2 separate regions of the Mus musculus genome follow, and region 1 is linked to region 2. The links are chromatin loops, found by intact Hi-C in ENCODE. Cell type or tissue: gastrocnemius. All regions are shown on one strand. Each heading gives the region's core, and the rest is flanking DNA. Links, peaks and the distances in the headings are about the cores only. Region 1 overlaps Syn3 (synapsin III). Region 2 overlaps Syn3 (synapsin III).

The links. Peaks named below come from ENCODE experiments on the same cell type or tissue, not always from the same donor. Only the 100,000 strongest peaks of a DNase experiment are listed, where the experiment ranks them.
Region 1: it touches region 2 in a loop (2.3-fold over the local background); 2 of 42 quality-filtered maps call a loop at or near these places.

The regions. Positions count from the first base shown.
Region 1 is chr10:86,364,325-86,375,407 of GRCm38, forward strand. All of the region lies in intron 4 of Syn3 (synapsin III), which reads right to left. Among named protein-coding and RNA genes, the nearest start is that of Timp3, 69 kb to the left of the region's middle. In gastrocnemius, for the core only: no CTCF peak of the experiment used is centred there; DNase peaks (open chromatin) are centred at 5,786, 8,972 and 9,125; H3K27ac peaks cover 1,423 bases.
Region 2 is chr10:86,317,326-86,328,408 of GRCm38, forward strand. The region is part of intron 6 of Syn3 (synapsin III); the gene reads right to left. All of the region lies in intron 1 of Timp3 (tissue inhibitor of metalloproteinase 3), which reads left to right. Among named protein-coding and RNA genes, the nearest start is that of Timp3, 22 kb to the left of the region's middle. In gastrocnemius, for the core only: a CTCF peak has its summit at 4,923 (motif pointing left); DNase peaks (open chromatin) are centred at 1,613, 3,085, 4,039, 4,890 and 2 more places; H3K4me3 peaks cover 317 bases; H3K27ac peaks cover 7,746 bases.

The sequences.
Region 1 (11,083 bases), core at 1,615-9,614, 47 kb after region 2:
ATCTCAGAAGAGACTGTGAACTTTTAAACATGGTTGAGGCTGTGATAGACTACAGGGACTTTTGAAGTTGGACTACCTACATAATGGTAACAAGCCTATGAGAGCCAGCGAGTGGAATGTGGTGGCTTGGATAGGTATGTCCCCTGTAGACTCGTGTGTTTGAATGCTTGGCCCATAGGAAAGAGCACTATTAGGAGGTATGTATGGCCTTGTAGGAGTAGATGTGACCTTGTTGGAGGAAGTGTGTCACTGTGGAGTTGGGCTTTGAGGTGATATGTGCTCAGTGTGGCACGCAGTCTCCTGTTGCCTGAGAACTCTCAGCTCCTCCTGCGCCATGTCTGCCTGGATACTACCATGCTTCCTGCTATGATGACAATGGACTGAACCGCTGAACCTGTAAGCCAGCCCCAATGTAATGTTTTCCTGCGTAAGAGTTGCCCTGGTGTCTCTTGACAGAAATAAAACCCTAACTAAGACACAAGTAGAGTTGAGTTAGGAGCTAGCCAGCCTTTCCTAGGCTTTCCGACTTGAGAATTTAGCTTTCAGCTTCTGCTCCTAGCATCTATGCCCCTAGCTGCAGTCCGTCATGTTGGAATTGTTTTAGGAATTCCCGGGACTCACTGGGGATGCTGGCTGAGGGCTGGTTACTTATAAACCTCATCTCCTAGATCCACACATTCAACTTTTATGAAGTAGGTGCTTACCCTGCCCTGGGTTCCTGAGATGAGGAACTGGAAGCTAAGGTTGAAATCATGTGACTCAGTGAGGGAGACAAAAACAGAGGAAAAGAATTCTGTTGGCTAATATGGAGCTTGGTGGGATTCACTGGGGAACCTGGGGCACAACTAATACTCCACTTGCCAAAAGACGGCTGTTTTACTGCCATGGAAGTCTGTTACTGACTCTCTAGCAGGTGGGAGAGGGGATGTGGAGAGTTATTAAGCCTCTTAGTTGTCTGGGGATGCAGTTGCTCAAGGTGACAATGAATGCCCTGGGAAAGCCTTGCGTGTCTAGTGTTACTGAATTGTGTTGCACGCAGGACGCACTGCTGGCACAGAGCTGAGCAGAGAACCCATTGCTTTGATCCAACATTTATTTCAACCTATTTTGCAGATGAGGAAAACTGAGACCTGGAGTAGGTAAACAGATTTCAAGATTATGAAGCTAATCACATTTCATGAACAATTCCCATTCTTGAAGAGCAGGGCCCACGTCTGAAGTGCCTCTGTTTCCCAGGCAGCGTTTTGAGGTGTGCTGGTCAGGCTGTGTGTGAGATGAGGTTCACTGAAATTTGGGACCTCCAGGCTTGGAAGATGGAGGACAGCCTCACCCACGTGGGTCCTGGGCAGCCCATCCTTTTCCCACAGCTGCCTTAGCTCTGAGGGCTGTCATCAGCCTGCAGCACTGTGGGCCTCCTGCCAGCCCACTGCTGCTGGGGAAGGGGACATTATTCATCCAGGAGATAAGGCAGCTGATGAGAGGTGGGCCTCCGAGCAGCTGTTCCTTCTTGGCTGGAACAGATGTGAGAGATATACAGGGGTGTAGGGGGGAGGGAAAACTGTTTTGAGATTAAAAAATAATAGTTTTGCCCTGGAGTGACAGGACACGCATTTCAGAGACAGGAGCTAGCGGAAATGTATGCCCCAAGCCTTCTCCCATGGAGAGCTGTGTTAACAGGTCACATGACTGCTGCTGTAAGGTTAATAACCACCTAGCCAGGGACTGCTCAACACTTCCATCACAGAAAACGCACACTAGTGGATACAGAATTCTAGAAAGACTCACCTTTTTCCCTAAGCCCGGGCTGGGTCCAAGAGCTCAAAGCTGCCATGTTGACCACTGGCTCCAAACCCTTATCTGGCCCATCCTTCCTGCCACACCCAAAGGTTTTCCCTCCTCCCTCATGATGAGCTTCTTCCCGGGACAACTTCCCTCTTGAGAAACAAGATGGGTCCTTGTCTGTTTTATGAAGGGAGACCTACCCTGAGGGTATCCTCAGAGAGGGGAGGTTGGGAGGTGGAGTCCATCAGTGAAAGGGCACCAGGGCACAGGTGTCGCTCTTGCAGTCTACTCAACATGGCCCCTCCCCCTCCCAGGCTTGATCTTACCTCCTGCCCTGACCACACATCCTCAGAAGCAAGAGTGGGCTTTGTCACTCAGCCAACTCCAACAGCCCAGCTCCCTTCAGTTCCTGTCAGGCCTCAGCACAAAGAAAGGTGTGCACGGGGTCTTTGAGGGGATCTGAGGTAAGTTGTTTGTCCCTGTTAAAGCTCGGCGTATGCAGGAACATGTTCAGATCCAACAGACTTCGCCCTGAACCCAAAAGCGCCAACGCATAATGTTTGACAAAGTGTTGGGCTCTAGCCTTAAGAACTATTGCTTTATTGAAAGCTACCCTTTGAGGTAGGTAACGTTAACAACAAGGCCTTACTACGTAGCCCAGGCTGGCCCCCAACCATCTTCCGGCTTCTGTCTCCTGAGTGCTGGAATTGTAGGTGCAGACTTCCAGTGCTGGCGTTTAAGTAAGACAGGGGCTCAGAGGAGTTAAGACGTTCCTGTGATCACACTGTAGAGCCAGGTAGTCTGACCCACTTCATATATGGATGTCTCTTGTATAAGTCCCCATGTGTTCCCCAAGTCTGAACAGGCTCTGAGTTGTTTTTTTTAAGGGATCTACAGTCAATATGATTTTTAAAAATTATCAAATCTTCATGCTCAACTATTTGTATTCAAAGTGATCCCAGACTCTGAAATGCATACGAACATTTAAAATGGAAAAAGATTCAATGTTGGCACCATTGCTTCTCAGAAGTCCCCTTTCCCTTCCCTCTCCTGAAACATGGTTCCCCTGCGCTGCTGCCTACCCTGCCCCTACCATGGCCCTTAGTACACACATCCTCGCTGGAGTTTTGTCTTCAGTTTCTTCCTTTGGGGAGGGCGGACCTCCGGCTTTCTATCTGCAAGTCTAGATCCTTGCCAGTTGTCAACTGCAAAGAGTTCAGAGAAGCAGTGATGTGATGAGACTAATGTGAGCAACAGGGACAGAGATAGGGCAGGACCTCGAAGCCCAGAGAAGGGCTGTGCAGGGACAGGGATAGGGCAGGACCGAGAAGCCCAGAGAAGGGCTGTGCAGGGGCAGAGAATGCATGTGAGCCCTGCCTGCCCTGCTGGAAACACATGGCAGTGATTTTTCAGGACATCACCCAGCCAGAGGTTTTACCATAAATGCTTCCAGCTGCACCTTCCACTATGGACAGGAACTCCTGAAGACAGGCTCTTGGCTGCTTCCAGCTTGAATGCCCATCAGAGAAAGAGCAGGAAGGAACAACTCTGGAGAAAGCCATCCAGGTTCACCAAATGCACCTGGGAGCTGTGTCTTTGCTGGTTTGGCGACTGATAGATCCGTCCATCATTTCCAGCATAGGGGCAAAGGGACTCTCTATCTTTGCTAGACATTAGAATTCCCCAAGACGCCTTCAAAATGATTCTAACCCAGTCCTTCCTCCTCCTCCCTCCTCCCCAGATGTTCTGACTGACCACACGTGTAGAAGTCATCCCAGAAGATTTTACTGGAAGGCTGGAGAAAGTCGTCAATAAAGTGCTTGTCTTTATTGATCCCCAGACCTACATAAATAAGTTTATATGGTGATACACTTGTAATGCCAGTACCACAGGTGCAGAGACAGGTGGATCTGGGGAGCCAACCAGTCTAGTCTAATGGTGAGCCCCTGGCCAATGGGAAACCCCATTTCAAAAGACAAACTGGTCAGCAGTGAGGAATGACACCTGAAGTTGTCCTCTGACCTCTACCCTCACAATACACCAACACACACATGTGCACAGATATTTTTCTATTTTTTTTAAATCACATTTATTTAGTGTGTATATATGCACATACACACCACGCACACGCAGAAGTCACAGGACAGATTGTGGGACTTGGCTCTCTCCTTCTACCATGTGGTTCCCAGGGAACAAACTCAGGTCATCAAACTTCATCCACACCAAAGATTTTTAGTGGAGTTGAAAAATCCGCTAGTCATGACATCATAGGGATGCTAACACTGGAGTGCTCAGGACTTGGTGGTGATGTGCATGTCAGTATACCTTCGGGTCTGTCAGGCCTGTAAGAGCATGGAGCCTTTATGTACCCATTTCATACTTGACAATGCTAACAGATGACTATGGTCTTGGTTCCACGTTCACTTTTACTGCTTTGCATTGTGTCCCTTCTAGGAGCGACAAAATTTACTATAGTAAAGTGCAATTAGTTCTCCCATCTGTCTCACAGATCTCCTCTTTGTTACAGCATCTCTTTGTTAGAGCAGGAGGCCATGTTGAGTGACTGATAGATCTAGAATGTTGGGGGTAATTTCTGCCATGTTTGTCCATCCATGGTGAGGTTCTCAGACCAAGTCTAAACTCCACCATCAACGTGACTGCATTTAGACTCACCTAGGTGATGCAGTTCAAGGTTTGTCTGTGAGCATGCTTCCAGAAAGGTTTAACTAAGGAGAAAAGCTCTCTGAAGGGGCTGGAGCACCACTCCATTGGATGGAGTCCTGGGCTGGAGAAGGCAGGAGGACGTCTGCTAGGTGTCGGCACGCCTCTCCCTCTGCTTCCTCACTAGATGCAACATGACCAGCTGCTCCGGTTCCCACTGCTGTGCCTCCCTTGCTATGATGGATTGCATCCGCTCAGACCAGGAGCCAAAATAAACTCTTCCCTTCCTTCAGTGCTGTTTGCCAGGAGTCTTGTCACAGAAACAAAAAAGAGTAACTAATACGACGTCCTCCTCATTAAATGACGCGTGACTACAGCCGAAGCGGGAAGTTTCAGATGATGCGCAGTCCTTTCAATGAGCTTGGGGTACTATCCAGGGCTGTGGATCTAAGCCTCTTCTGGGCATCCTTGTGACTTTTTGCTCTTACATAGCGGCAGATCGTGCGGATTCTTTCATTTCCCTACACGTGGACCCTCTTCTTTATTTTTCAACTGTGTCTAGCGGCATGACTTCCCTGTAATTTATTTAACCATCCCCTGAAGATATACAGCTGAGCTGCATTCACCTGGATGACCTGAAAAGTAACCTTTAGGAGTCAAGTGTAGTTTGCAGGAGTTGAGAGTGGCCTCCAGGAGCTAGGGTGGCTTCTAAGAGCTGAGGTTGGACTCTACGAGCTGAGAGAAGCCTCCAGCTATCAAACAGCTAGGAACCACACACCCTCAGTTCATGGGTGAAGGAGATAAATGCTTTCAACCAGCTAGACGATAACTAGCCTAGAGTTCCCCTGTAAAGAGTTCCCCTGCCACTCCACATAAGAGCAGAGCCCCTGCTGGCATGCGTGTTACAGTCTTGTAAAAATTCCGCTGAGCCTTCCCAGAACTCTGAGCCACATAACCCACCAGGCAAGGATGTGATGTTTTAAACCTAAGTTTGGAGAAGCTTAACTGGGCATGGAATAGCCCCTTCCAGTGTTTCTGCTCTGTCTCGTCTCTGAGAGATCTTTGACACGTGGATGTGCCAGCTTCTGCCCATCAATTCTCCAGCTGATGGATATCTGCTTTGCCTCCAGCTTGGTTTTTTGAATAAAGGTGTTTCAAAGATTCTTATACACATCACTTAGTGGGCGTGTTTTATTTCTCCTGAGAAATAATCTTGTAAGAGAATGTATCCTGTGCTACACGCATAGTTAACTTCCTAGAAAATCATCCAAGCTGGAGGCTGGAGTGATAGCTCTGCAGTTAAGAGCTCTGGCTGCAATTGCAGGAGACCCAGAGTTTGCCAGCTCCCACTGTGACGCACAATCATCTCTGACTCCAGATCCAGGGAAATCCAACACCCTTCTCTGGCCTTCAGAGACACCAGTTACACACACAGGTATCAGTACACACTTGGTACATACATTCAGGCAGGCAAACACACACAGAAAAGTATCTTTGAAAACCTATTACGTTGTTCCCATGGCAAGTGTACACCATTTCACAGGCTCTCGTGGCGAGGATGAGCACTGGGCATCATCATACATAGTTTGGATCATCCATCTCTGAAATCTGATGTCTCAATGTAATTTTTGTTGTCACTCTTTCAGGCGCCTTTGGTATCATTTCATGTACTGACTGGCTATGCTTTGATATGTCTTCTGCCTATTATTTGTTGAAATTTTAAGATTTTTTTTTTGCCATCCTCAGAGGTGTTTTAAGATAGTGTTGTGAAATAAATATGACTGGCATTTGATAGACACTAAATAGAACAAATAATATTTTGGTACTGTGTGTGTGTGATTTGCATGTATATATTCTTATATGCCCATCTGTGTTCTGGTATGTATGCTTGTGATGCCTGCAGAAGTTAGGGACCACTATTCTGTGTCTTCCTGGATTAATCCCCGTAATGTTGTTGTTGTTGTTGTTTGTGACAGGGCCTCTCTGTGTATTCCTAGCTGTCCTGAAATTTACTCTGCAGACCAGGCTCGCCTCAAACTCACAAATATCCACCTGCCTCTGCCATCCAAGTGCTGGGACTAAAGGTGTGAGCCACCACTGCCCGGTTTCCATTTTATTTTATTTTTTGAGCCACTTTTTCTGAACCATCTCCAGCAGAGGAATTGAGCTAGGCTGGCTGACCAATGAGCTCCAGGAATCAGGAATTGAGCTAGGCTGGCTGACCAATGAGCTCCAGGAATCTGACTGGCTCCATCCCAAATTCTAGGAAGCAGATTTGGTGAGTCCTCTACAGAATCATGCAGCTTTTCATCTCTAAGAGACCTTGAAACAGTATCATCAGAGGCTAGTAACGTGCCTGCCATGGAGGCATGAGGACCTGATTTCAGATCTCTGACACCCATGTAAAATCCAGGCACGGCTGTGCACATCTCGCTGAATCATTGAATCTGCCGTGTGTCTCAGCCTTCCCATCTTTCCAATGAGTATGATCAGTGCCTGTCTCATATGTTATAAGCTTTCAATGGTAATGTGTCTAGCATGTAGTGCTATATACTGTTGCTATATAAGTAGTTAAAAGAAATGAAGAAAAGAATCAGTTCTAAGTTTGAGGCCTGAAGAAGAGGAGAGAGATGAAGCATAAGAGAAGCTGAATATCAGTGATGGAGCAGGAATGAGCGCCCAGGACCGGACGGAGCCAGAAGGGATCTGGGCTGATGATACCACAGTTTGGTTTGGAGGCTGATGAGGACTTCTGCCCACCGACACTAAGGGTGAATGAAACCTGGCTCTCTTAAGTGGCATTAGCTCTGAGCATCCTCCAAGGACAAGTGCTGAGGTCCTCAGCTCTGCCAGACCTGGCATCCCAAAACATACCCCACACCTCTATTTAAGGCAACAGAGGCCTCCAATGTTTCATTGCAATCTGAGGTCTATGAGTGTCTGTGTCTGCCCAGCTATCACAGGGTGGAAGGTTGAGGACACAGCCAAGCATGTGCCAGGGGAGGGTATAGGGATCTTGTAACTGCTATCCATCATAGATGCTAAAATTAGTACAAGCAACTCCTTCTCATTCCTCTTGACCCAACTCAGCTCACTTCTTTTTTGTCTCCAGGTCTGGCTTCCAAACACTGGTGGAAGGTCAGGCTTTCTATAGCCTCCAGAGGAGGGTGAGGCAGGGTCTGTGTCCAATTAGCCTCTTGGGGTCCAAATGTTTCCCTAAGTGGATAAAAATACATTGGAATTTGACTTAAAGGAAAATATTCAATAGCACAGCAAAGTGTGTGTGTGTGTGTGTGTAGGACAAAGGTATTTGGACCATCAAAAAAATCACACACACACACACACACATACACACACACACACACACACACACACACACACACACACTCACACACATGTCAAAGACCAAACATATCCCACATCCATTTATGTTCTTCTGTATTTCCAATATGTGCATGCATGTACGTGTGCAAACCCCCACCCCTGCCCACCAGTTTATCTATTTCTAAATAAAATAAAATTACACATTCATGTCATCTTATGACCTCTTGTGCCTGGCCATTACTTCCAGGGATCTTTGCATGCCAAAATATAAGCAGAAGTAGATATGGACCAGACCCTGTGGGAGGAAAGGACTAGCTTAGAAGTCTAGATGAGACAGAGACCCAACCAGCGCTGGGAACCCTATTTTGATACACAGGTGTTTGGAGCCAGGCCAGTCTCTTGGGAGGTTTGGGAATTCATCCCTGGCTGGGGACAAGATCCTCGCACACATAACAACATGATGCTTCAAATATTTACATTTCTGATGGAACAAAGGAAGGAATTGGGGCATCTCTTTAATTTTTTATTAAAATCCACTTATCAGCTCATTACAAGAGACAAGAGGTTCAGACCTCATCTGCCTTCAAGGAAGAGTTATAAATATAGGTAGAAAGACCATAATAATATGTTAGTCAAAGATACTAGGCATCTGAGGGTCTTGACCTAAGAATTTGAAATTACTTATAATGCACTGTAGCAAAAGGTAATATTTAAAGTGGTTTCTGTAACTGTGAAGGAAGACTAGACAGACGCTTTCCAAGTTAGATAGAACTTGACCCTCTAGCACTTAGTGGTAGGGCTGGGTCCTGTGTCACCGATAAACTCTTTGGGGTCCCCTTAAAGTCCACTTGAGAAAGAATTAGAGGACACATGCTCTAACTTCTTTGTTACAGTTTTGAAAGATGCAGGAAGCATTGCTTATAGTAGTTCCAAGTCACATCTTCTCCAGGTACATGGGGCGACCTGCACCTCACTGCCCCTTCAGCTTCTCAGAGGGAGACTGTTTAGACTAACCCAGTCTCTGAGATGATACTCTGGGCACTGCTGTAAAGAGAACAGGCTCCTTTCTCTTGGCTTGGCCTCTTGGGTTGAGGAGGTTGCATGGGGCTCATTCTAGACCCATCATGGGCCAAGCTAGCTGCCTCAGCAGAGACCTCCCATGGTGCCTGGACCCAGGTGCTGTGTGAGACACAGAATGTCTGCTAGTATCCTGCTGTTCCTTGGAGGCCTCCAACAGTCTCCATCTGTCTCTTGGGAGCCCACTCTCGAATGCACTTGAGTCAGAGCACTCTCCTGTGGAAGGAGGTTTCTGCTTGGGGACTGATCGAATCCCACTTTCCTGAAGCAGACTCTTCATTATGGCCATTCCAGCATGACATCTTGCCAAGCCTCCCAGGGGTCCCTGAAGGGCAGGGACTGTCATGATGCATCTTCTCAGCCTAGCAGGTCAATGAGACTGGCTTTCAAAGGGGGAAGAACTCAGGGTCTGGAGCCCTGCAGTCCAGGCCCAGGCCTGACTTAGCCACTTCCCAGCTCTTGATTTCAGACTGGGACACTCAAGTTAAGTGACTGAGGTTTCCCTCACTAAATAAAGGTAACAACAAGACGTGCCAGGCACATATCAGGCAGTGGGTAAGAGGGCTGAAGTGATGCACAAAAGTCACAGGGCATGCCATTAGCACACAATAAATTCTAACCCCATTTATTATTTGTCCTTGGGGTTTGAGCAAGTCTTCAACTTGCCTGAGCCTCAGTTTTCTCATCTACTTAATGGGGGAGAATAGCACATTCCTAGGTTTACTGCTCCCTTCCTTTGATAGCTCCCTCACACTGATACTTACACCCTGCTATCTGTGCATCTGTCAGTGCAGAAGATGCCTGTGGCAGGAGCCCAGTCTCTATCTATGAAGATGCCTGAGGCTTAAGAGAGTATCTGCCATGCAGTAGGAGCTGTAATATAATATGGGCTCAGTAAATATTTAATGGTTGAAAGAGTAGTATTTTTATCAAGACTGAATGAAAGGCGGAAAAGTAGGTGTGGTGAATAATACTGATTGTCAGCTTGACAGGATCTAGAATGATCTATGAGACAAGCCTCTGGCCATGGCTGTGAGAGAGTTTCCAGAGTTAACTAGAGCCATGCTATGGGCTGAGGTCCAGGGTTTGCATATAAAGGAAAAAGAAAGCTCAGCTCTGACATCCATCCCTCTCTCCTCCCTGACTGTGGACACAATGCCACCAGCCTACCCTTTCCCGCCTCCATGCCTTTCCCACCAAGGCAGACTGTATCCTCAAACTTTGCACCCAAGTAAACCCTTTCTTTATTAACTTGCTTTTGCCAGGTATTTTGTTACAGTAATTACTTTGTTAAAAGTAACTAATATGGTAGACTCCATTGATACTCAGAACAAACAGTGTGTGTGTGTGTGTGTGTGTGTGTGTGTGTGTGTGTGTGTGTGTATGTGTGTGTGTTTAGGACAAAGGCATTTGGACCATCTAAAAAAATCTTCAGGGCCCAGGGATGTAGCTTGCTTGCATTTGATTCCAGTACTCAAAAAGGAGAAAACAAAGAGGTTGGGGGAGAGAGAGGATGGGAACCAGGGACGCTGCCCTGACTTCATCCTCACCTGTGTGAGCACACAGACAGCCACATTCTCTCCTGTGAAACAGAGAGCGATTGTGTGTCAGGCTTCACACTGAGTGAGGATACAGGGGTCTGAGGTAGGGTAGAAGCAGAAGCAGGATGAAGGCCTAGGACAGAAGTTACATGGCACTGTGCTAAGGTTGAGAAACTATGTTATGGGCAGGAAGCGGCTGGGCCTGGTGGACATGAAAACCCCCACACGTCCCCTTCATGGCTTCAACCACACAAGCATGTATTGGGAAAATTAGTTTTCCCTTTCTGAGTGCCAATAGTTACTGGAGCCATTTCAGCTCCCATCTTCCAGTTGTTGGCATCTGCTGTGGGGGTGTGATCATTTCTGTTAGTAAACAGCACGTGGGCATCATGACCGAGACCTCAGGGCAGTGGCCTGGATAAACACTCTCTTAGAGACATAATAGGGATTTGAGGTTTAGAGCAGTTAGTGATGGTCCTGTTGTGCAGAGCAGAAACATGACAGGTCCTGGTTTAAATGATCACCGTCAGCTTCTGGTATAAGCAACAAGCCCTCCATGCTATAATGCTTTCCCAGGTCAGAGACACAATAACTGACCCTCTGTCCCTGCGCCTGGGACTGCGGTGAGCTGCATAGACTGTGCCCCGATGAAGAAACATTCCTGAGGCACATACTGGGTTAGGCTAGTGAAAGTTTTG
Region 2 (11,083 bases), core at 1,361-9,360:
CCCTAGCGAAGGCAGATTTTAAGAATTTCTAGAGGCAAGTTCAAAAAACAGGCAAATGGTGGGCACAGAATGTAAGATTCAGTGCTTTGGGATCAGGCCTGGCTCTGAAGTCACAGAAACAAGAAATTCTCAAGGGAAACACAAGCCCAGAGGTGGCAAACTCTTTCCTGGGGTCACTAGCTACATGGGGAGGGAAGTAGGCAGTTTCCTGAGGTTAGATTCCTTCCTGGACATTTGCAACTATTCCATATAGCGCCTCTTGCCAGCATATCACACCACCCAGCCCACGTCGGCGGAGAGACACTTTTACGGATCCATAGAGAAGAAGAGCCTTAAGTGGCTCTTGATACGTCCTATCTTTCACTGCCCACTTCTGCACCAGCAAAAGGAAAAAAAAAAAAGCTAGATCCCCTCCCATCTGCCCACCCCCTTCCTACTTCCCAGCAGATGGCTCATTACAGGTGCTGATTGCTTCGGGGATTTCCAGATGATGCCCCTGGACTTGGCAGAGCTGTACGGGGAATCCACAGATATGGGTCTCCCCTTCACAGGCTACTGCTAAGAAAAGTATTATCCCCACTGGGAAAGTCATCCTGGTACTATGCATCCGGGGCTCCCAAAGTGTGCATGCCGTTTAACAAATAATTGTATTTCTAGAATTTTGGTCCAAAGAAATTACTGGGCGATGCCTAAATGTCTCCTACAGAGATATTTCTTAAATAATGTTATTAAATATTATTAACTTATTCATAAAATATTTTACATAGTTTTATGAATATTGTATATAAATTATAATTAAAAATTATTAACATAGTGGGCCACCTTTGAGTAATAGTACCTTGGTACATGGGCCCTTGGGCCAATTTTGAGTAATAGTACCTTGTTTTTTTATATTAATAAAAGGCAGGAGTGTGTATATACAGATGCTTAGAAGGATGTCTGTCTTCCAGAATATCAGCACTGTTAATTCATAGGGTGTGTAGTTTTGGATGACTGTCATTTGGCTTGTATGTTCCAGAAAATGACATTTCACAGCTGTGACATGTCCTTTTTACAATCAGATAAAAGAACAATAGATGGGAAGTTTGCTCCGTAGATCCTTTGCACATGGGTAGAGGGCTCCATGGTCAGTGGAAGCCAGCACAGCCTGCTTCTTCTTGGGGTACTCTTGAGGATCCCGGGGGCCTCTCAGATTTTGTGTTTCCTGAGAGCCATGATTACTCTGTAGACCTGGAGTCTGTGTGGCTTTCTCTGAGGTACCTGCCACAAGAGATTTCCAAATGGAATGTTCCTATAGGGTTGGAGGGGTGCGGGCGGGCTGACGGGCAGGTTGCCTCTGCTTCTCTCCTAAATGGGCCAGCTCTGTGACTATGAGTTTGCCAAAAGACTGTCAGGGAAATCGGGCTTTTGAGTGCCCTCCCTGTCTAAGTCTAGAAGTATCCAGAGTCCAGCGGACTGGTCTAAAGCTAGCCCAGGCCTAGAGGGGGGTAGTCCTGGGGAAGAGTGAACACCTGCCAGGAGGGGCAGCTGGTGGAGGAGGGGAGTATCTCAAAAAAAAAAAAAAACCAAAAAACATAAGGAACCTTGGGGGTTGGGTTCTGGGCAGACAGTATGGTGACTGGCTAGGGCCAGAGAAAACTTGGCAAGCTCTCAAAGGGCTAGTGAGTGGCCACCTGGGGGCTGGGAGGGTACTCAGAGTGAAAAGACTTGGTCCTTATAGAATCCCATTCCCCCTCCTCCTCCACTGTCACTGGCATCTTGGGCAATTCACTCCACTCCAAGAGTCCTACCTCTACACCTGTACAGGTGAAGGTCACTGTCATATATATAGATGTATGTGTGTGTGTGTGTGTGTGTGTGTGTGTTGTTGAGCAGCTTAAATTAAGCAGTTGGGTGTGTAGGGGGAGTAAGCAGAAAGGGCACCATTGCAAGACAGCTTTGTGCTGGATCAAGAACTCACCTTATCTCAGCCATCACTAGACCCCTGATTAGAGCAAGCATACCTGGGAATCACAAGCTGGGGAAACTGATCTTTAAAATGCAGGATAGATGCATATATACATGTGTATTACACAATACACAGCATGTATTATAATACGAATATTCTTAGGAATAGCTGAGTTCAGATTGGTCAGGACAGAAGGTCTGCTTTCATCGGCTGAATAGAGTATTAGCATGGCCCTCTTCACAAGAGACACCCACATCCATTTCCCCCATTCCCACTTAAGGACCAATGTTTCAGGCAGTCGCCTTTGTGATTGAGCAAAGAGAAGAGAGGGCAGCTTGCCTTCTCTCTGAAAGGGATGTTTCCTGTGCACTCAGCATACTAAAACTGCCCACTACAGGCAGAGGTTTTTATGAGCCGAGAGGATCAGGAAGGCAGAAAGGAACTTTGTTTGGGAAGGTGGCCTCATGCTGTGACTTTGTGACCTAAGTGAATAGGCTCCTGGTGGCCTCTAATCTGTCCGGGACATTGCCTCCAACTTTGAAATAACCAAGGGGGTCTTGCAAGATCCACAAGGAATAGCAAACAGACAAACAGGCTTTCCTTCAGGCTTGTCACCAGCTGGCCTCTGTGGGAGAGAGACAGAGGCTGCAGGTAGGGGGACTTTGGAAGCAAGTGTGAGCTTATGGGATCTGAGGAGCTGTGTCAAATGTTCTTTTAGCTACATGGCACCCTGAGATGTCTACAGAGAACCCTCTGACCCCTGATTGGACCAAGTATACCTGGGAATCCCAGGCAGGGGCATCAGCTGATGTGAGCCAAAGACCCACTGACTTCGATTCGGGGACTACTAAATGATGTGTTTAAAGATGGGAGATAGCTTCTAGGTCCAGGTAAAACAATCAAGTAAGATGCCAGTGTACATAAATATGTGCACAAGCCTATAAACATTTATGGATGGATATTCATGAGTATACACAGACATTAACATACAAGATGTTTATCACAGATCTTTACAAAACCTTCCAACAAACAGGCTCTTGGGGTTGGATCATATGAATGAACGTGTTCGGATTGGAAGAACACGGATCACCGACAAATGGATTCTGTGCAATGCAAGAAAACAGGAGGCAGGCTGGGAAACTGGCCAGGAGAGTGTGGACCAGTGACCGGAGCAGGAAAAACAGATACCTTCACTCCATTTTATAAAATGTTGGGTAATCTCAGGATCTATGTTGCAGAGATAACAGGTGACTTAAATCCTTATCTTTTTGTTTGATTTAAGCCAGTGCATACATACAGGTCACCTGATTAATTACTGTCTTTTGGAATTTTAGGTAATACAGTATTTTAGAGAGATGAAACAAATTTTTTTCTTTGTTTGCTTGTTTTGTTTGTTTTGTTTTGGTTTGGTTTTTTCGGTTTTTCGAGACAGGGTTTCTCTGTATAGCCCTGGCTGTCCTGGAACTCACTTTGTAGACCAGGCTGGCCTCGAATTCAGAAATCCGCCTGCCTCTGAAATTTCCAGATTGTGCTGGGTTCTGGAAATATTTACTAAGCACTAAGGTGTCTGCCCCTAAGCCCCCCAGCCTGTCACTCAGGAGGTGTCCAAGTGAGTGTGTGATCCAAGCACTCTTTTCTAACTGTGTTTCCCTTTCCTGCACGACAGCTCTAAGACACTGCTGTCACAGACACACATTCTCTCTCTCTCTCCACTTGTAGGAGCCTGGAGGTACAGTTGTGAATCCAAGGCTCCAGTCTACAGGCCAGCACTCCATACCCCAGTGACAAGACAAGCCTGGAACCCATGATCTGGGCCGTACTCCCTTAGGGATGCTGGGGGTTTCTAGGCCACTTTATAGAGGGTAGGACTCTGAAACTGCAGACCCCGAGCTAACCTGATCTCCAGCTCCCTGTGTTTTCTTCCTAGCTCTGGCGGGGGGTGGGGGGCAGCTGGGGAGGCAGGCATGTGCCAGGCGCTCAGCAAATGGTTTCTCCTTGGCATCAACCTTGCCACATTGCTGGGTGTTATCTTACTCCAGTCCAGCACCACCAGCAAAAGCAGGGCCAGGCGCGGCCTCACCCAAAGCTCCCTGTTTAAATATGTGGATTCATCTGGACAGGGACAGCTGCATCAGGCAAGCAGAGTCTGCCACCGTACCCTGTTTCCTTGAAATCCGTCCATACAGGAACACGGCTCTCACTAGCCTGGTGCCAGGCCCTGCAAGCTCCTACTTGCACAAACGGATTATCAAACATGTGACCATCTGTACCCTGCCTATGCCTCTGTGCTTTTCTGGGAGTTAGGAGAAATCTCCTGTGAGGTTTACAGTGACTTTAGACGGCGAGGAGGGAAAAGGTAGAGACGATGATCATTAATTTCCTTGCTTTCACTCCAGCCCCCAACAATCCATTCTCCAAAAAGGAGCCAGAGCAAGCTATTGAAATGTCAGTCACGTGCCAGCAATGGCTTGTTCAAAGCTCTCCCATGGCTTCTCAACTCCTTAACAAGTTCTAGAAGGTTCTATGGGATCTGACCTCTGTCTTCTTGACTCCTTTTTCATGGAGGAGCCTTGTCTACTCCAACCATTCTCTATGCCCTCCCTCCAGAACCTGGTATTGTTTTGGGCATATGTTTGCTTGTTCTGTCTCTTCTACCATAGTAAGTCCTAGGAATGTAGAGATCTCACTTCTTAGAAGATTCCTGGAAGGCTAATGCTGACTGAAATGCATGAAATAATAATAGATGGGGTAAGTTGGGACTCAGATGGATCAAGTGTCTTGTCTTGGGTCCTCAGCAGAGGAAGGACATAGAGCCAGGCTCAGACTTAGCTCTGTGCTTCAGTAATTTGGGTAAAACCCCAGCAGAGGAATTCTAACAGGGCCATTTAGGGCAGATCACCTTCCAGCCAGCAAGCTTTGTTGATGGGAAACAGATGGTTCAGACATCCCAGACAGACACTGGGATATTCTGCCACCTGTTGGCTGCCGCATCAGAAAGAGGTCATTCATTTGCCACTTGCTAAGCTGCATGCACCTAGGGAGGAAGGGCCAGAAATTAATTCTTTTCCTCTTGGGGAGTTTTCTATACCACAATCAGTAACATTTCAACTTGTAGCCTTTAAAACTACTTGTTCAATCATTCCTCAATTCACTGAGGAAGCAGGGATGAGAAATGACTTGTCCATTGGTGACACCAAGCATTTGAAGTCCAGGCAGTAAAATCAAGATTTCCTCACTTCAATCTGGGAGTTGCGGTCTACCTGCTCCATGCTCTTTGGGCTGGACCTGGGAGAAACAACATCCTCCCTTCATGCTACACATTTCTTCTTCGTGTTCGGTGCACCTGAATACTAGGTTCAGTGCTGGCTTTAGCAGAGGGGAGTGGTGCCAGCCCTGAGTGACATTGAACATCCTGAAGAAGTCGGTCCCTTGAAGAAATTCACACTTGTCCATTCCCCTTGGGGTCAGGAAGGATAAAAACAGCATCTCAGGGGCAACTGGTCTTTACTTTCCCACTGCTCCAGGGGTATCCTTGAGGGCTGAAGAAGACTATCAATTCCCTTCTTATAATAGACTTAGACTTGCCTGAAACCTGTCAAGTCACATGTCACCCAGTCTACCTCTCCAAGTATATTGCTGAAATGGGACAGGGACAAAATAGGATCTGCTAAATTCAGCTAGGCAACACTTAGAGGTCTGTCTAGCCACACAGCTGACCCCAGGCTTAAGCACAAGAGGCAGGAACTAGATTGAACACTAAATTGGTGCTACCTTTGATCTGAGCATCCTTTCATGACCATGCCTGGTGGTGCAGAGCATGACTTTTCCTGTTGCTTCCTCAAGAGTGCCTGTAATTGTTACCAACCTGTCGACCAAGCAAAGAAACATGTCCCCTTTTTGCTCAGCCAGCTCCCATTATGACTAAGATAAAGTGGGGTTGGGGTACAGCCCAGCCCTCAGGCCTTCAGCTTTTCACTTGCACCTCTATGCAGGCTTGCTTCTCATCCTGGGAGATGACTGGTGCCAGATGCTCCCGTTAGCCAGCATCTTCATAGCAGCAAGGGCACTGGCCTCCTGATTCATAAAGAGTGGTCCTGCTTTCCATCAGACCCTAATTGGTCTGGGTCTGGCCTTCACCTCCCACAGAATGCTGGCCACTGGCTGTTCCTTCCTCCAGCCAGAACAATGCCTGGCTCTGGCCACTGACCCTGGCCCAAGCAGGCCTGCCAAGCTATGGCTCTCAAACCTAACTTTGTATTATCAAGATTGGCTTCCCACACCCACACACAATGTTGTTGGAAGGCAGGTTTTTGGAAAGGCTAAGCACACGCACTAACATACTATTTTGGATCCATCCAAATGCTCCCCACTCCCAGGAAGGAGCAAGATGCCACCTGGAAGACTTCAATCACAAGTTAGCATTTGTATCCATGTTTCCTCTCCCTTCTCTTGCTGGGCTTTTCTACACTGTCCACTTGGACAGATACCAGCCAATGTCCCGAGCTTCTACCTGACCTGAAATCAAAATGTGCTGGCCAAGAGTAAGTGGGGCAGCCGCCATTCCATGAGGGGGAAAGTTGGCAGCCAGGCTGTGAGCCTGCAATGCCCATATGGGGCTGAGCTAGCTCTCTCCATTTTCTTTTCTCTTTTCTTAGAATGTATTGGTTCACTTGCTTACTGCTTCTCTAGCTTCTGCATGGCCTTGGGAAGGAAGCTTCTTCCAAAGTAATTAATGCTGCTGTCTCCCTTATGACCTATATCTCAGTACTCACACCCCTATGTGGTGTGATTTTGCATCTCCATTGTCTTTCTTTAATTTTCTTTTTTCAATTGAAAATAGATTCTTCTCTCATACAGTACATCCCAACCACAGTCGCCCCTCCCTCCACCCCTCTCAGCTCCCCTGTCTCCCCATCCTCGCTCCATCTCCCTTTTTCTCCCAGACCCCCCTCCCCCATTACTCTTCAGAAAGGAGCAAACCTCCAAGAGCCAAACAGGACAAAACAAGATACAATAAGACAAGGCACATGGCCTTCTATGGAAGTTGGACAAGGCAATCTAACGGGAGGAAAAGAGTTCCCCAAACAGGCAGAAGGGTCAGAGATGTATCCACTCCCACAATTACAAGTCCCACAAAACCACTAAGCTAACAGCCATTACATACACAGAGGACCTGGGGAAGATCTATGAGGACCTAGTGTTTGGTACTTCAGTTTTTGTGAGCCCATACAAGCCCTGATATTTTCCCCTGTGTTCTCCACACTCTGACTCCTACAGTCTTTTCTTCCCTCTTCATGGGTTATCTGATCCCTGGGGGGGAGGAACCTGATGGAGAACTCCAATTTAGACTCTCTTCACATTAATGTCTGGTTGTTGATCTCTGCACCTGCTCCTCCCATCTTCTCCATTTTAAGTATTCAAAGGGTAAGATAGATTGCCTGAGAGATGATACATAGTCATAGCTACTTGGGAAGTGGAAGCAGGCAGAATATAAGTTCAAGGCCAGTTGAGGCTGTATGACAGGACCTGGTCTTGAAATGAATTTTTTTTTAAAGAGCTGGAGATACAGCTCAATGGTAAAGAATTTGCCTAGCATGGGCAAGGTTCTAGATTGAATTCTCATTAACACACACACACACACACACACACACACACACACACACACACACACACACAGAGAGAGAGAGAGACAGAGACAGAGACAGAGACAGAGACAGACAGACAAAGAGACCAGTCATAGACATTGTAATACAGATTCAACTCCCCAGTTTTAGGTTACCCCTAAGTCCTTATATACTTGACTTCAACAAGGCATGCACCTCGCACAGTAAGAGTGGCTGCTAAATCTCTAAAAGATGCCTAGAAGCTACCAGTTTTTCTCCTGTTCTTCTTTCTTCTTCTCTGTCTCTCTGTCTCTGTATCTCTCTCTGTCCGTCTGCCTCTGTCTCTGTCTCTCTTACTCTCAGTCCTCTTACTGCAATTAGCTCTAAATAATTGGAAATAGATAAAGCAAATTTAAGGGCTTCCCACTGGAAAACACCAGAGCTAGCTGCCCCCCACCCCCATCTGTGTCTCCCAGGGCTGGGAATCCTGCTCCTGTTTCCTGTGCCCAGCCTGTGGAGTCAGCTAGGCCCAGGACCCCTTCCCCCCACCCCCACCCCCGCGCCCCCGCCAGTGCATAGCTCCCTCTGTTCCAGCGTTCCCAGCAGACTCTGCAAGGTGTTTCCTGTGGATCCTCCCGATGTGCTCCACTGGTGTAGTGCGAATCCAATTAGAACATTGTGAGCTGCTACCCACAGCCTGGACAGTGTTTTGTTTATGTTTTGCTCTTTAAAAAAAAAATGAAAGAAAGAAAGAAATCCCACCAAGGGCATAGGGGTGAGGAAAACAAGGGAAATGAAGAAAAAAATAATCCCCAAAGTGAGACCAATTTAATCGCCCTTGTATTTCATAAATAGAAACTTCTACGGCAAGGATGTGAGTAAGCCAGGTCCAGGCTGTTGGGAAGAAAAGCTGAGATCCATGTGACTCTGGTGCCTCCACTGTCCCTCTAGGGGCGGAGGCTGTGTGTGGTGAAGGGAGCCAGCTTGCCTTCAGAGCAGCTTTCTCTGAGGGGGCTCAAGGACCATGGCAAATAAGTCACCTACGTTATGTTATATTTGGGAGGACAGATGATGGGTAATGGTGTCCCTGTCCATGAGGTAAGCAGAAGGACCCAAAGGAGACATGAGTTTTTAGCATCACTGCACTCAGAGTGAGTCCTTTTCAGTTGAGCTCCTAGCAGCACCCTGGCCAGTCTGTGTGGGTCTTACTTCTCATTACCAAATGGTCTCTGCCACTTTGAATGGCAGAAGGACCCAGGGAGCTGATTAGGGACACTCCTAGCCCAAGTCTACATAAGTTCAAACCATGGAGATGGGGAATAGGCCAAGAAGGACCCTTGAGACAGGGCCAGACACACCGCAGTGACGTCGATGCTCAGAAGTATGGTTCTACAGAGCATAGAATGCACGGCACAGTGGATAATGACCGATGAGAAGAAAGTCTAACAAGGAAAAAAGACGCCTAAATGAGAAATACAAAGGACTAATATCCTAGGCAAGGCCCCGAGAGAGTAAGGGGCAGTGGAGTATAGCTTTTCCAACGTGATTTTCACATAGAATGGAGGGATCTGTCAACATAGGCAAAACTCACACAGAAAATGAATGGAAGGCAAAGTGAAACTAGTTCCCAAGTGCCCCTACTCCAGGGTTCTTCCTGCCACTCAGTGCTTGTTGTATAGTGAGGTTCTCCCTCCTATTCTCAGATCCTGCAGTAGTAACAGGAAGACTCAGTAAATCACACCAGAAGTTGGGAAGCAGAATCTGTTTTGAAAACACTAGATGATGATGATGATGATGATGATGATGACGACGACGACGACGACGACGACGACGACGACGACGATGATAATGATGATAATGATGATTATTCAATTTTGCTGTGGTAACACTTAAGATCTACCCTCATAACAAATTGTCCACACTCAAGATTCTAAGTAGCCAAGGGTGATGTTTTAGGTTGAATGGCCATAAGTAATATCATCCTGAATAGGGAAGCTTTGACCTTTGTCCACTTTGTGCCCTGGTGGATACGCCTCCCGCTCCCAGACTGTCTTCCTGGGAAATCTGCATTCATTCAACTCTTACCATGGCAACTAGAGCTGAAGGATACAAACAAGAAGAGAATGATGGGGAGACCGGGAACGAGGGCCACAGGCAGACAAGGGGCCCTCAGAATCTGTGACAATGTCTATTCTGACAATAACTTATGGAAAATGCAAGCACTCTTCTGATGTGTGTATGCCCACCACGTCAGCTAATTAGAAGAAGGTTACCATAGAGAGAGATAATACAATAGTTAAAAAAAAACCAAACCAAACCAAAACAAAACAAAAAAACCAAAAACCAGGAAAGCCTGGCTTAGGTCACAGTGCCCCACACCGTACAGACTAACTCTAGGATTGTCATGGCAGGAAAGTTATTCTCAGTGATCCTGCAAGTTCTGTCAGTCCATTGAAATGTGCCCAACTCACCAGTGGTTAAGCTGGCACATCTGGAAGGTTAAGTAAGTGTGGCCAAATGATGATGGACAGGAGCTTTAGAGTCAGGCCACCTGGACTGACATGCTGGGTTTCCCAATTCCTCATTCGATGATCTTGGGAAAAATCACTTACTCCCACAAGCTGCAATGCTGTCAGATGGTGCTAAGTCAGCACTTACTCTAGGGGTCTTAATGAGGCTCAAACTGGGACTGTCCATATAAAGTACTCAGCACTGATCATGCGCAGTACCTGCATGTAAGTATTGGCACCTGCTGTAATTGATAATGGTGTTAATGAGTGACATGCTCAAAGCCAGTAGATTTCTCGTTATTGGGCAAAGTTGTCAATAGGCTCCGCTGACGCACTTTCTGGGTTCATGTTAGGCTACATGTATCCATTATTGTAAAAGAATATTAGCATAGCATTGGGAATGTGTCCCTCTTTGCTCTGTATTGTTGCCCTTGGGAGCATCTAGAAGCAGTGATTAAGTGTGCTTCTGCAAGTAGCTTAGCTCACTTCATAACATCACTTCCTGTGCATAGGTAGAGTCAAAAGCTACGGGTCACTTAGGTTCACTGAGGCAAAACACCGACTTCAGCGACGGAAAGGAGCAATGCCCTGTGTTGTGCGTGTTTATAGGATGCCTTTTCTGAGGCAGTTGCTCTAGGTTATGGGACCCTAGTGTCCTACAATAAAGTTCGGTCAGACTTGTGTCCAGTTTATCACATCAGGCCTCTTTCAGAATGCGTTTGTGCTGTTGACTAATGGAAACCAGTGCACTCTGCATGGCCCATAAAACCAGAAGCCATCCTAGAACCTAGAACGAATCTACATGAGCTCTGGAAACTGGATCCAATTTACAGTAGAGTCTTTAGACACCGTGAGGGCTTGAAGGAGCTGAGTCCTCCTGAAAGCTCTCAGCAGCTGTGGCACAGTGGCCCTTCCCTGAGTCTTCAGCCTTGGCAGTCTCCTCCAATTCCTCATTTCTGATGCATCTGACCTTTTGGTTGCACATTCCATGTTTGTTAATTGTTGAGTAATAGAAAAAGGGC